2 separate regions of the Mus musculus genome follow, and region 2 is linked to region 1. A link is a loop called in an ENCODE intact Hi-C map of the cell type or tissue named here. Cell type or tissue: heart. All regions are shown on one strand. Each heading gives the region's core, and the rest is flanking DNA. Links, peaks and the distances in the headings are about the cores only.

Region 1 (4,362 bases), core at 293-4,292:
GACTGAGCAAGTGGAGTTGACCAGAGTGAGCAGAGGTCCTAAATTCAATTCCCAACAACTACATGAAGGCTCACAACCATCTGTACAGCTACAGTGTACTCACATACATAAAATAAATAAATATTTTTTAAAAAGTTATTTTCATCTCTATTTATAACTGTAGTTTTGCTGCAGGTAGGAATAGTAATGTAAATATTTTATATACTATAAATATTTTATAGAGGTTTGTCAATGGGGTCGCGACCCACAGGTTGAGGACCACTGTTGTGAAAAGCCAGCTATTGATTCCCAGCCTCCAGCCTCCAAGACTCTTGCAAGGACATCTGTTACTTAATTTTTCAGTGGTGACAACATCATTGGGTGATTGCACTGCAGAAACACTATTGGACACACCCCTGCTGCAGCTGTCTTAGAGGTTTCTGTCTAGCCAGTACCTTGATGTCCAATTTCTCTGAGGTGGTTTTCAGGTTTTTTTTTTTTTTTCTCATTTGCTTACTGGACACAGGAATATCATCATATTGCCCAGGCTGGCCGCAAATCCCTAACTGAAATGACTCTCCAGCTTTAGCATCCTGAACAGCCAAGAAGTGGAAATGCCCCCACTAAACCCACTAACAATGGCTTTAAAGGGATTTTCAAATTTCTTCCTGGGAGAAGCCAGCCATATTGAAAACACTTGAGTAGCCCTATAAATAGGCCCAGCTGTGGGGAACTGTGTCCTTCTGCCAACAACCAGCAGGAAATTTACCAGGAATCTAAAGAAACTCCTTGGACGGGGACCATTCTAGGAAATTTGTCACCATTGGATTCCCGACCTAGAAAGACTAGAGTATTCTTGTAGATTGCTAAGGTTTAGACTAACTCTTATGAAGAAATACGTACTTGACTGAAGTTTTCCAGAGCTTCTCTGTTCAAACCATTTCTTCACCAAACCGACCCCACCATTGTGAGCACTCCAGCAGCCCAGAGCTACTCCTGAGAGCACAGTCTAGCTTTCTGTTTCACAGAGAGAGCCCAGTACCCAAACATAGTCTGTGACCACGATGAGCCTTTCCTGAGCCGGGCCTACAGCCCGGGTGCCTCTACCCAGCATCACTGGACTCCAGCTCTGATGCCTCCTGGGTGCTCACTCAGCATGGCCCTGTGTGAAAACGAACCAGAACAATTCTCTGACTTTTACTACAGACGTTAAGTTTGGCGTGTCCCTCCTCTCCCCTCGCCCCCAGTCTGTTCCCACTCTCCTGGCCCTCCCCCCAGAAACACAGCTCACCTTCCCTCTACAGTTGCCTAGAAATAGAAAAAACAAAAAACAAACAAACACATCCACGCATGCGTGTCTCTGCTGCTCCTGACCGTGGTCTCCTTTTCCTGAAGACCCCTCTGGGTTTTTCGTCTTGTTTTTGAGCACTTCCTCCGAATGATTTACCCTGATTTCTGGCAATTTATACACTCCAATTCCCTTTGCTTCCCCCATTCACAATCGCGCCTCTCAGATCGCATGGCACATAAACAATCTTCCATTGCAAACTGCTGCAGTACAGTTTGTCCCCTGTAGGCATCAATAGGAAGTGTCCCGCCAGCCTAATTCTACGCAGGAAAAAAAAAGGGGGGGGGTCATAGATACATAATCTCAAGAAATTCTGCTCTGGTTGGTTTGGCAGTAGCATCTACAGTAATCTCTTCAGTTTGAAGTTAAAATTTGTAAACACCTTAGTGGATTCCACCCCCACCCACCCACAGGTTGTGTCTAAATGAACATCTATGTATCTACATTAATCAAACGCTTCATGCTTTTTTCCCCCCCAGTGAGGAAGTGGATACAAAGTTGACTTTGCTCCTAAAGGTTTCCTTCGCTCCCCTCCTCCACCCCGCCACGCCATGTTTTTGCCTGGCCTGAAATCTAGAACAGCAATGAAGAGCAGACTCCTGGTTTGACAGGATGCATTTAGATAGTTCAGGCAAGAGCAGGCACCCTGTGTTAAAGAGTCCAAAAGGTCTTAAGCAGAAAGAAAAGGCAAAGACTTGTCTCGTGTCACAGGTGCCACCTGTTGTTAGGAGTAGCAATCTATGAGCTCTGCACAGACAACTCCAGTTTCCGACTCTTATAAATTCCCAAGTTCAAATCCAACAGCCTCCAACTCTAACCCACGGGCGTGCGCCATGCTGCCAAAGGTAATTCAAATTTCTCCCCTTCAAGACCGCTTCGCCCCCAACCCCCACCCTCTTCACCTGGAACAGACAATCCGCGTATTTCAAAGAGTTCCTTAGTACTGAACTGAGTACTCGGAAACTCACCCACCAGTTTACATTTTAGGCTACTGAGCCTCACTCCTTTTACTGACAGACAAAGGAGAGGGCCACTGACGATGTTTACCCACCTAGGCTCGTGTTTGTCTAATGTTTAAACGGGCTTTTGTTATTATTAGACATTCCTGGACAATCGTTCTCAGAGCATCAAGCACACAGAGCAAGGAATCAAGCAAGCGATGCAGGTTCCGCGGTGGGGGAGGGGAGCCGAAAGGCGCCAAGCCGCGCCTCCCTGCTGCTTAGCACCATCTAGTGGCGGCTGCTAGTTCGACTTTTGGAACGAGAGCTCCCAGAGGACTTCGTAAAATCCAAAGGCTGTTTTCCTCCATCCTGGCGCTCTTCACCTTGTGTGTACTGCACACACACACGTATATTTTGAATTATACACAACAAATATCTCACCTTACTATTTAATAAATCCTTCCTTTGTCTCTGTACTGGGATATCTTACCCCTTAATCCCCGGACCTGTAGGCAATGAAGGCAGATGGTTTTAATATTATCAAAGCAAGCAGCGCTAGGAAATGCTCACAGGGGATATGCCTAATTAGATGCTTGCTGCCAGCCCTGACAACTGTAGTTCAATCTCTAGAATCCACATGATGGACGGAGAGAACTGACTTCCACAAGTTGTCCTCTGACCTCCATTCACACACACACTCTCTCTCTGTCTCTCTCTCTCTCTCTCTCTCTCTCTCTCTCTGTCTCTCTCTCTCTCTCTCACACACACACACACATTATTTTTAAAGATCATTTCATTCTAATTTTTAAAAATTTTAATTTAAAAAAATACTGAAGAAAATGAGACTCATATATCTCTGGAGTTAACTATGAATTTTTTTTTTAATTTCTAAACAAAGTCATCAGGCTCAACTGTGCCATGAGAAACTATTGGCACCCACAAAAAATAAGGAATAGTGAAGGCTCAGCTCTACTGGTACAACAACCCAAGCAGGCACCATGTGGCCTGCTCTTACAACACCGTGATGACAGTTTAACTTCATGACTAATTTATAATATACAAGTAGCTACCTTTTACCAAGTATAGATAAATGCTAACTGGACAGTCTACCTTTAAACTTACCCACAGAACGACAGCTGATAGGAGCTGAGAAGCGAGCTAGCTTCTTCATTATCCAGAACATTCTAATCCAGTTCTAGGATGGCAAGAGGCTCCTGAGAGTTAACAGTACTTCTACATGGCTGCTTTCAGCCTAGATCCTGGGTCAAATACACCATCAATACACCATGGTCATGACTGACTGTGACCCTACTTCCCAGGGTTGGCTCCCAGCCTGTGGAGTCTGGTGTGCGTCACTCATGAGCCCTCCAGTCAAAGCAAGACACAACATCAGATATGATGCTGTATGCATCAGATATGTTGCTGTATGCATCAGATATGATGCTGTGTGCATCAGATATGGTGCCGTATGCTTATATGCGTGGCACAGGAAGGAAGAACCAAGTCCAAGGCCAGCATAGCTACAAGACAAGACTGTGTCTCAAAAGCAAACAATAAACAAAGAATTGAAACAGGACATAAAATAACACAATCAGGTGAGAAGCTAAATATTTAAGAATCATTTTTTTCAAGCTAATAAATAGTAGAAACATCAAAAAGTCCAAGTCAATAGTATGTTTTTATTAATATTTATTAACACCAAGTTTTCAATAATTTTCTACCTTCCCCTTGTATATTCTTTGGGGGGGGGTTGTTTGTTTCTGTTGTTGTTTTGTTTTATTTTGTAGCTCAGTCTGAGCTTGAATTCATAATCCCGCTGCCTCAGCCTCCCCAACACTGGGATCATGGACCCATTAAAGTCTGTGGAAGCCTCCTTTAGCTTTTGTTCAGCATTAAAGCACATGGTTTGGCTGGAAAGGAGAATAGACACGTTCTATGGATGGAAATGTGAACTGTCAGTGGGAGTGACCTCTGTCTTCTGAAGGAACAAGACAATGTGGGAGGACCCAGGCGTTATCATCTTGAAGGTGGTTTTGGTATCCTCAGCAAAAAAAAAAAAAAAAAAAAAAAAAAAAAAAAAAAAAAAGGAGTGCA
Region 2 (4,362 bases), core at 132-4,131, 290 kb before region 1:
TCACATTCATTGTGCCTTTATCACCGAATGAACGTGGGTTTTTGGAGATTCTCGACTCAGCGTGTAGAGACCTCGTAGAAAAAGGAAAATACATCCCAAAAGGAGGGAGAAGAACAACCTAGGAGAGGCAGGCAGCACTGGGCAGTTGCTGACATCCTGGAGACTCCGCTGAAAGGGACCTTTAAAGGATGGATGTAAATACGAATCAAACCTCAAAAATTCTCCGGTTCCCACTGTCTCCTTGGTGCATTTTGGACAGGACTTTTAAGGGCGACGCTTTGTGAAAGTCACTGTGTAAGTGGGGCTTAAGTTTGGAAACACATTGTCTTTTAGCTCTCAACCCCTCCCCTCAAGTCAAATATTCAGGCAAAATCATTAGACCAGTGAGGCAGCCATCTGTAGAACCTGGGAGCAGTAAACAGGAAGAATTGTATCTCCATCTTACTTAAATGGAAAATAAGACTCCAACGAATCGTGTGTTGGTTTCATTACATAAGAACGCTTAGGACAAGAGCTCTCTTTTAAAGGTGAAAGTGTGGGCTATTGGGCATTGTAGACTTTAACAGTTCTTTAAGTCAGCATTTAAAACTTTGCTTACTGATAACTACCAGTTTGGGAGCTGGCTAGGAGGTGGATATATATATATATATATATATATATATATATATATATATATGTTTGAAATATATGTATAGTTTGGTTTGCTGCATAGGACGTGGTTGGTCATATGTAATCTGATAGATTTAGGTACAACAAGGGGCTGGTGAAAGAAGTCAGAATAACAAAAACTTTTCTTTAAAAATTAAATAATTGTCAAGACTATACCTTACAAAAGCCAAAAATGGCATTTTTCCTTCAGGGTACCAGGGAGAATAAAAGGAAGGTTGGGAATAAATCCATTTTTAGAGTGAATCTATGCAGCCTCCAGTGTGATAGGGTGAAGAGCAAAGGGACATAGTTTCAGACGTTTACAGCTCCTGCTAACATAAATTTAACAAAGTCAGAATTCCTCCTCTGAGTGAGCCAATTTGACTGAGCACAAGAACCCTTGGAAGATGCAGCTTCATCAAAGAAGTCGGAGTAGACCGGTCCTTTTCATCAAACCCAGAAGGGGGGAGGGGGCAAGAAGAATAGCCAGAGGGTATTTTTTGAAAGCCAAGAGGAGATTAAATGACGAGTCTACATCTTCCCTGTTTAAGTGTTGCAACTAATTCGAATTCTCATTTTCTCCTTCGCGTTAATTATCTGTACTATGTGAGTCATACGAAGCTCAGCTCTAGGTGTCCCAGAGATTAGGAGCTCGAGATGGGAATTTTTGGAGCAATGACTAGTGAAAATGCTTTATTACAAGGGCTGGAATAAGTGGCTGCATTTGGTACCTTGCTGTAACCCTCTTTGGAAGCATTGGTTCTAACGAAATCTCCAAATGGCCTCGCTCTGCGTGAGTGGTCTCCGCAGTGTGCTGTCTTTAGCAATGTTGCAAACCTTAAACAGGGCTACCCTTAAAACCATGCGCCCACGTGTTTTAAAGATCTGTCCGTAAAGGAGGTTGACATTTCCCTGTGAAGTAGTCTCTCTTAGAATACAAGGAGTCACAGGAGGGGCGAAGTAACCCCAGGAAGTGGTGTCTCTGGACTTCGCCTTCCTGGCAAAAGCATTCCAGCCGCCGGGCAGTCTCTCCTAATTCCTGTGGGGCTGTTATTAGCATAAGCGGCAGCTTCTTCGCTTCTTGAGATTGGGCGAGTGGGATCCTAGGTCTGGGATGTGGTGGGTGCGGCGCAGGAGCAGCCTCGCCGCCCCCTTTCCTCGGATGTAGAGGCAGGTTGTTCATATGAACTCTAGCGAACCACTGGAGGTTGGCTGTAGTAGGTTTGCTCCTTCAGGATGTGGGTTTCAGGGGGGCGTTTTGATGTGATTTAATTCCGACCGTGAAACAATTGCTAAGGGCTGGCTGCGCTGCTGTTGGTTTTTCTCCTCCTGGTGGCTTTGGGTTTAGTTTGGGAGCGAACTTGTTTTATATCAACACTTCCTTTTGCTCAAGGCGCTGTCGCCAGTGCTATGCCTCTGGGGAGTGGGGGTAGGTTGATAGAGTCTTGGGGGCAAGGCGCCCAACCCCAGCCGGAACCCAGGCTGCGGGGAGCAGAGTTAGCCGTTCTGCCCCGCAGAGCCCAGTGCGCTGAGCGGGTGTGGGGGCAGGGAACAGGGGGAGTGACCCACACCCACACAAGAAGACCCTCCCTCCCTTAGAGATTTTGCAGCCACGTGGAGTGCTCTGCAGACAGTCCGGAGAGTCCTTAATTACAGGGATGAGAAGCTCAGTTCTCCTGCACGGCCCTCTCTGTCCCCTAGGTCCTAACATCAGCTCAGGCCCCAGGTCTTCCCTTTGTGTGGCCTAGACGCTCTGCCAGCTGCAACCTAGGTGGGATACCAAAGGAAGGAGGTGGCGGGGCCTACGGAAGAGGATGCTCCGAGAGACAGGCGAGAAAGGACTAGAAAAACGAATTCATGTGATTCCAGGGGCGGAACCGAGACCTCGGTTTTCCATCCCAGCTTCAGCAGGACGCTCAGTCTGTGGGCATCTTCAGTTTAACCGACGTCTCGGAGAAGGGGGACGAGGGAAGTGGCAGTTTGTGTCCCAGGGGCTCTTCCTCCTTAAGAAAAACAAAACCCCAAAGCCCCTTCCTCCAGAGTCAGGAAACTCGTGGGACCGTGAAACCCTCGTTCTCCAATCCGGCGCCTGCAGACGCCCGGTTTCCGCGCGCCCGGCGCCCCTTGGCGTCTGCAGCTCGGCGCGGTAATTTGCGCACGGGATCGGCGGCGCGGTCAGCAGAGTGGACGGCCCTCCTCTCAGGGTGGAGGGAACACTGTCCACTCTGCCCTGTGGGACGTCAACCCCAGGCATGAGTGCCTGCCCCTAACGCCACAGCAGCGCGGACCTGAGGGTGGCTGAGGACAGGCAGTGGTGGGGACCAGGGAATGATTTCAGGGGAACAGAATGAACTAAAAGGGGGTGCAGGGGTTTGGCTCTGCACCGGGAAGCCGAGATCCCGCACCGAAGATCCTGCGTAGCATCAGGACAGAGGGATGCCACACTTGGACTTCGGCTCTGGTATACACGTGCCAGCAGAGGATCCGCTAGTTTAGGGGGCCCGAACATCACATTCTTTTCCTCCCTTTCTCAAAACTTTCCTCCTGTGCCTCAATGTGGCGTGGGCACAGATTTGTGAAAATCACGCCCCCTTGGACCCTCTCCGCCGACTCTCCAGCCCCCTCCGTCCGCCCTGGAGCCGGGACGCACACGGAAGAACCGCCCGCGCACGCCGGTCTCGCCTTTTATCGGCGGAGGGCGGCGCCTGCGCAGGGCCCGGCGCGGCGGCGCGGCCTTTGAAGTCGCGGCGGCTGCGGCTTTCATCCTTTCTTTTTTCCCTCTCAGGCCCCTTTGTGTGACTAAATTTGGCAAGAATATGGATCCCAGCCAGTCTTTCCACGTGTGCTCCCAGCTCCCAGCTGAGAAGGCCAAGGGTTCTCTTCCGGGTAAGGAGACAGGGAGAAAGATCAAAGAGTTTGGGGAGCTGGATCTGAAATGTGAATTGAAAATAAAAATCAAGCCTGGACGCATTCCAGTTTCTAAAGCAAAACCAAACCCTCTGCAGAGGCCATCTCACTATGGCGCCCTTTCTCTCAGCTCCCTCTTTTTTTTTCCTTCTCGAAATCACTCTCAAGCACATGGGATAGAATAATGACAACATAGGGAAGCACTTAGATTCTCCAGATTTTGTTTTGCAGTAATTTTATTAGGGAAAATATCTTGTTCATAATTACCGTTATGTGAGGCTGAATTTCTTTAGCCATAAATATTGTCTTCTTCCAGCCTGCTTCACACTTTCTTCTGCGGCCACGTTTTGTGTATGAGAGAGAGAGCGCTCTGACACAACACGTGTGCGTGCATGCTGTTTGGGCATCCTGCCTTTTAACACACGTTCTTATTAATCCCTGTACACTGTTACAGTACACTGCATATTTCTTTCACAGAAATCAGGTTCAGGAAAACTGATGTTAATACCATTTTTAAACGCTTTCCCTGTTAGTCTTGATGATTTGAAATTATCTTGTTGCTAAGTCTGTCCCCCGTCCCCCCACCCCCATGTTTCATTCACAAGACTCCACAGAAATGTTTGTGTCTGTGGTGAAAAGTCTTTAAGTCTTCTCCGAAGCACTTCTTGAATGATGTTCCCTGCAGAGATAGGGATGCAGGAATGTCCAATAGTGTGATGCAGAAACAGACATCCCTGGTCCAAGACAGGCTCAGCCCCTGCCTCCCTTGCAGTGAGTGGCCATTTAACCTCCATAAGATTCATTTTC

Evidence for each region. Peaks named below come from ENCODE experiments on the same cell type or tissue, not always from the same donor. Only the 100,000 strongest peaks of a DNase experiment are listed, where the experiment ranks them.
Region 2: a loop joins it to region 1, with 2.8 times the contacts of the local background. A loop is called at or near these places in 3 of 42 quality-filtered maps.

The regions. Positions count from the first base shown.
Region 1 is chr3:130,817,062-130,821,423 of GRCm38, reverse strand. No RefSeq gene overlaps it. Among named protein-coding and RNA genes, the nearest start is that of Gm36443, 15 kb to the right of the region's middle. In heart, for the core only: a CTCF peak has its summit at 2,562 (motif pointing left); a DNase peak (open chromatin) is centred at 2,523; H3K4me3 peaks cover 899 bases; H3K27ac peaks cover 962 bases.
Region 2 is chr3:131,105,130-131,109,491 of GRCm38, reverse strand. Gm36603 (a long non-coding RNA gene) reads left to right here and starts at 1,514. Exons shown (of 3, transcript XR_376077.3): 1 at 1,514-3,534. In heart, for the core only: no CTCF peak of the experiment used is centred there; no DNase peak of the experiment used is centred there; H3K4me3 peaks cover 2,991 bases; H3K27ac peaks cover 2,695 bases; H3K27me3 peaks cover 1,438 bases.